Linked DNA regions of Mus musculus: region 1 is linked to region 2. Evidence: chromatin loops called from intact Hi-C (ENCODE). Cell type or tissue: left cerebral cortex. All regions are shown on one strand. Links, peaks and the distances in the headings refer to the core of each region. The heading gives the core; the rest is flanking DNA. Region 1 has its middle 20 kb from the start of Gm9054. Region 2 holds the start of H2ac21 (H2A clustered histone 21).

Region 1 (2,907 bases), core at 101-2,600, 250 kb after region 2:
TATTAATTTGGGATGGATGCCTTGTGCTTCAGTGCCCTTGAGAAGGTCAGAGGACAACCTGCAGGGGGACCCTCCATCTCTCCTTCCATTGTGGTCCTAGGATTGAGCTCAGGTGGTCAGGCTCATCAGCCAGCATCTTTACCTGCTGAGCTATCTTGTCAACCCGAGAGACTGATTTGTAATTTATAAATCCAAGCCTATCCTGTCTCAAAAGAGAAAAAGAAAAATCTTTCCTGTTCAGTTATGGACCTGATACTAAAAGAAAAAGCTGTGTGCCGGGCGGTGGTGGCGCACGCCTTTAATCCTAGCACTTGGGAGGCAGAGGCAGGCGGATTTCTGAGTTCGAGGCCAGCCTGGTCTACAAAGGGAGTTCCAGGACAGCCAGGGCTACACAGAGAAACCCTGTCTCGAAAAACCAAAAAAAAAAAAAGAAAGAAAGAAAAGAAAAAGCAATTGTTTTATTTTTTAAAGTTGGACGGAACCTCAAGAGGACCTGCTGGGCACCCTCTTACAGTGAAGGGCTTCAAGCGACAAACTGGTTTAGATTGATTTTAACTTTTTATGTGTATGAGTGTTTTGCCTGCCTGTATGTCTGTGTGCACTGCATGTGTGCTTAGAAGAAACCACAGAGGTCAGAAGACTGCATGGGATGCCCTGGAGCTGGAGTTAACAGATAATTGTGAGACAGTCTGCTTGCTGGAAACCAAACTTGGATCCTCTGAAAAAGGTTTTTATTCACCAGCCTTGAGCTCTGCCTGCCCAACTGGCTCCTGCTCCAGATGTGACTTCGCAGTTTTGCCAGGGATGCAGATAGCCCAGGAACAGTGCCTCCCACCACCTGCTCAGAGGAGGTGCCAATGACGTGGGTGTTCCTGTGTGTGAAATCCAGCGAGATCCTCCCCCTTCCTTTGGCAAAAGCTCCCAAGATATCATTAGAGGAAGAAAGGGAAAAAGAAAAAACAAAAACAAAAAACAAGGTGCTCTGCCCCTCCTGGCTTCAGATGCAGTACCTGTTAAGACTGTTGTGGAGTTACATCTTTTTCATAGCTCTTTAACCATTTCCCGGTGGGTCAGTCATGTTTTCTGCTAAGACCCCACCACCAGCACAGAAAATTGCAACTTTTGAGCAGGCAGTGCCCTCTAGTGTTGTACTTTAATAATAAAAACTTAAATGCTACCCCCCCCCCCGCCTTTATCTAATATCAAAGCAAAGAGAAAGTCTGCCAAAATCAAATCACATCTTCCTAACCCATCCCCCACCCCCACCCCAGCTTCACAGAGCTGACATTTAGGACTTGATGATGCCACAGGCAGTCTTGTCCGTTGTGGGATGTTTAGCAGCAACTCTGGTATCTACCTCCCAGGTGCAGTGCCACTGAGGCCAGGTGTGACAACCAAAATATCAAGAGACATATCACTAACGGTCCCCAGGGAGTAAGTCACCCTGGGAAACCACTGGTTAGGAAGTGGCTTGCTCTTCTGGCCAAATATGAGTAGCAGAGATGGGGAAGGGGTGACTCATGTATGTTATGCAGATACATGGCTTCTTTTGTTTTTAAATTTTTTTATGTATATAGGTGTATGGCCTGCATGTGTGTCTGTGTACAAGAAGGGAGTGCTGAATCTTCTGAAAATGGAATTACAGCCGGCTGTGAGCTCTAGCACAGGTCCTAGAAACTGACCATGGATCCTCTGCAAGAGCCATCAAAGCTCTTAACCTTTGGGAGGAACATCTCTCCAGCACCGTCCACCTCTTCTTTTTTTTTAAAGCAGGGTCCCGTGTAGCTCAGGCTGGCCTCAGACTCACTATGTAGCCAAGGCTACCCTTAAATTCTTCATCTCCCTGTCTGCCTTCCTTTGCTGGGATTACAGGCTATGTGCCCTGTGCACATATGTAACGCTATTTTGTGCTCTGTCACTCAGTGGTGTGGTTGTACAGGTGCAAGCTCCTGTTCACAGGACCTTGAAATGGAGTCAGTTAGCCAGGCCAGCAGCTGTGATCACCCCCTGCCTCCACTTCGGAAGCTGTTGCTTTACTGGCTGTCTCTATTGGCCTTACCTCTCTCTCTCTCTCTAATTAAATGCAACTAGACAATCTTCTGAACACACTATAGAGCAAATCACAGTCTTTAGACTTTTATCTTTTAAAGGGCTGGTTTAGGACATACATTTAAAACTCAAACTTAGAAATGTGCGTGGCTTGGCTAGAGTAAAAAAAAAAAGAAGAAGGGGACTGGAAAGATGACTGTTTTTTTGGTTTTTTGGGGGTGTTTGTTTGTTTGTTTGTTTGTTTTTGTTTTGGCGGGGGGCATCTGAGACAAGGTTTCTTGTGTAGCTCTGGCTGTCCTGGAACTCACTCTGTAGACCAGGCTGGCCTTGAACTCGGAGATCTCCCTGCCTTTGCCTCCCAAGTGCTACTAGGATTAAAGGCATGCGCCACCACCACCCCACTGTGGCTAGGCTATTAAGAACACTGCGGCTGCTCTTACCGAGGACCTGGGTTTGACTGCCAGTAGCCACATAGTGGCTTACAACCATTTGTAACTCCAGTCCCTGGGGATCCAATGCCCTCTCCAGACAAACACGTAGGCAAAACACCCAAACACATTAAAAAGGAAAAATAAAAAAAATAAACAAAAATGAAATGTGGAAGGCCATGCTCTGACTGGAGACATCGGGACCTTTTCCCAGCTATGTTAAAGTCCAAGCTGGGCTGTCTTCTCTGTCTTCAATGAGGTGGCTGAGCAGCAGACGCCAACGTGCAGATCTTCATGAAGACCCCGACGGCCAAGACCATCACTCTTGAGGTCGAGCCCAGTGACGCCACCGAGAATGTCAAGGCCAAGATCCAAGACAAGGAAGGCATTCCACCTGACCTGCAGGGGCTGATAACAGCTAGAGGATGGT
Region 2 (2,907 bases), core at 199-2,698:
TTTTAATTTCCATTGGCCCATACGCGAAACTTGCGTTTTCAGTACAAGCCTAAAATTTCAGATTTCATTGGACTTCTCAGGGGCCAAATAACCACCAATGAAAAGCTCCCTCCTCACCCCACCCCTAGGAGCGCCTATAAAGGCCTTAGAGACGAATCAACCTAGCTTTACAGAAGTTGTCACCTCGGTGTGTCCTACATTATACTCTAAGTTATGTCTGGCCGTGGCAAACAGGGAGGCAAGGCCCGCGCCAAGGCCAAGTCGCGGTCTTCCCGGGCCGGGCTACAGTTCCCGGTGGGGCGTGTGCACCGGCTGCTGCGCAAGGGCAACTACGCGGAGCGCGTGGGCGCCGGCGCGCCGGTATACATGGCGGCGGTGCTGGAGTACCTAACGGCCGAGATCCTGGAGCTGGCGGGCAACGCGGCCCGCGACAACAAGAAGACGCGCATCATCCCGCGCCATCTGCAGCTGGCCATCCGCAACGACGAGGAGCTCAACAAGCTGCTGGGCAAAGTGACGATCGCACAGGGCGGCGTCCTGCCCAACATCCAGGCCGTGCTGCTGCCCAAGAAGACCGAGAGCCACAAGGCTAAGAGCAAGTGAAACTCAACACGAATCCAAAAAGGCTCTTTTTAGAGCCACCAAATCTTTTACAAAGGAGCTAGCTAACGCGCCAGTTTGTGACCAGCCCTTTGGATGACACTTTGGTGGCTCTTAAAAGAGCCTTTTTGTGTGGAAAGGGATAATAGTTATTTGTTCTTTCCAGGCTTATGACTTTCCGTTTTCTTCGGAAGTAAGACAGCCTGAATATTGGGGAGGACCCCGCCCTGGGCGATGGTGACTCCCCCTAGTAACTTGTTGAGCTCCTCATCGTTCCTCACAGCTAGTTGCAGATGGCGCGGGATGATGCGCGTCTTCTTGTTGTCGCGGGCCGCGTTGCCCGCCAGCTCCAGGATCTCGGCCGTTAGGTACTCCAGCACCGCCGCCATGTACACCGGCGCGCCGGCGCCCACGCGCTCCGCGTAGTTGCCCTTGCGCAGCAGCCGGTGCACACGCCCCACCGGGAACTGCAGCCCGGCGCGGGACGACCGCGACTTCGCCTTGGCGCGGGCCTTGCCTCCTTGTTTGCCACGGCCAGACATGGCGGAATAAGCAATTTCTGCTGCTTTTTCCAAGGGAAGGATATGGAAAGGTGAATTTATAAGATCTATCGGGAGGGGTGAAGGAAAAGTAGCTTGATTGGCTTAAAATGGAGCTGTCTCCAACAGCCAATGGGAAAGCAGAAGCTAGACTCGGTGGTTTACATCCTGCAGTACAGGAAATGACGAATTTTTTGAAAAAGGAATTTACCAATCGATGAGAGCCACATTTAAAGGCCCTCACTTACATCGTAGGATTTTAAGGGCAGAAGAATTTCGCGGAGCTGTTTATTGTGGTAATTTATAGAGGTTTGTTTTGTTTGCCCAGTTTAGAGCTGAAAAATCTAAACAAACAACCAAGAGCACAAAACTCGAAACACTCCCCTTGAAGTATGGGATTTTGCTCTGTCCCCACCCCCACCCCGGAGCTTTAAATTACTCTCCATGTCTCACACAAGCAGGCTCCGTAAAGGAATTAGGAAAGTTGCTTCGCTTCCTTACCCTTGACAGTGGCTCCCCATCTTTGCCCCTGGGTCGTTTGACCAAGGGCTAGATGACATTGTATCCATCGTCTTTGACCTCTAGGAGGTGTCTGCCACCACCTTTTCCCTCTAGCTTTTAAGATGTCCTCGTTTGATCTGGGGTTTTCTTTACCCTGCTCCGGTTCTCTCCCCACTAAAAAATCCGCGAGTTCAGCTGAACTGTCCTATCCCCAGCTCTTCCCTCTGGCGAGGCTTACAAGCTTCCAGCTAATTCAGATTCGCTTCACAAGCTCAGACTCCGGTATCAGGCGTTTACTAAATGTTTAACTCGTTTGTCTCAACAAGCATCATATTAGCATCTGAAACATGAGCTCTGCATTCCTTTGCCCTATCCCAAGAATTGCACCCAAAAACTTTCAGGTACCAAGATAAGACGGTGGGGGGTGAACGGTGAGGGAGCCTGTTAAGGGAACTGTATCTAATTCTAGAAGTTACAGTTACATTCTAAACTATTCTTAAGTTTGCAGGGTATTTTGTTAGCATTAGACAGCCATTCTGCTATGCAAGTTCTAACAACATTAACTTTTGAGGCATTTGGGGCTGAGAACAAAACCCAGATAACAGGAAAATCTCGTACACATATCCCTGGCACCTTGTGAGGTTCTGCTTAAAGAGTCAGTGAACCCCCTCGCCTTGACCTCTGGTTTTCTTCTCAGTGATCTGAGTTGTGAAGAAGGCTAACGGGACAGAGATCGCTCAACCCAAGTGTGATTCACCCTGTGCTATAGGCCATCTACAAAGTGGATGTAATTTTCTGTTTTGTGGGTAAAGAAAAAAGGGCTCAAGGGGATTTAGACCCTTGTTAAAGGGCATTGTAGTCCCTCGCTAACCCAAGTGTTTCAGACTCAGAATATACTCTTTATGACTTTATTCATAATATTTCACTAACCAGATATTGGGCATAATGAAGTAACTTGTCCACCATTACTTTCCTCTATAAGGGAAAATTATTTTGAGATTTTAAATTCCATACAAAATCTTATTAGGTAAGTCTACATAGGCCAGTATGTAATTGTCTATTGCTCCCTAGAGCTCCCTTGCTTGAATTTTAGCCAGAGACTTCCTAGAAGAGACAAACAGGCCATTTGTAGAGTGCACACATCACTCACCAGCTGGCTGGTATTTCCTCTGAGACCTCTGGGATTGTTTCCCTAAGGCAGCAGAGGTCCTGCCCAAACATTTAATTAAGCAAACATTTATTTAGTGCTCGCCCTTTATTCCAACCA

What was found. A loop is a pair of places that touch in the nucleus more often than their neighbours do. Peaks named below come from ENCODE experiments on the same cell type or tissue, not always from the same donor. Only the 100,000 strongest peaks of a DNase experiment are listed, where the experiment ranks them.
Region 1: it touches region 2 in a loop (2.0-fold over the local background); 2 of 42 quality-filtered maps call a loop at or near these places.

The regions. Positions count from the first base shown.
Region 1 is chr3:95,964,241-95,967,147 of GRCm38, reverse strand. No RefSeq gene overlaps it. Among named protein-coding and RNA genes, the nearest start is that of Gm9054, 20 kb to the left of the region's middle. In left cerebral cortex, for the core only: a CTCF peak has its summit at 1,113 (motif pointing left); a DNase peak (open chromatin) is centred at 858; H3K4me3 peaks cover 218 bases; H3K27ac peaks cover 228 bases.
Region 2 is chr3:96,218,151-96,221,057 of GRCm38, reverse strand. H2ac21 (H2A clustered histone 21) reads right to left here and starts at 1,173. Exons shown (of 1, transcript NM_178213.5): 1 at 704-1,173. The coding sequence starts at 1,142. The coding sequence ends at 750. It overlaps H2ac20 (H2A clustered histone 20), which reads left to right and starts at 178. Exons shown (of 1, transcript NM_175662.2): 1 at 178-645. The coding sequence starts at 214. The coding sequence ends at 603. In left cerebral cortex, for the core only: a CTCF peak has its summit at 1,716; DNase peaks (open chromatin) are centred at 1,252 and 1,719; H3K4me3 peaks cover 2,060 bases; H3K27ac peaks cover 1,994 bases.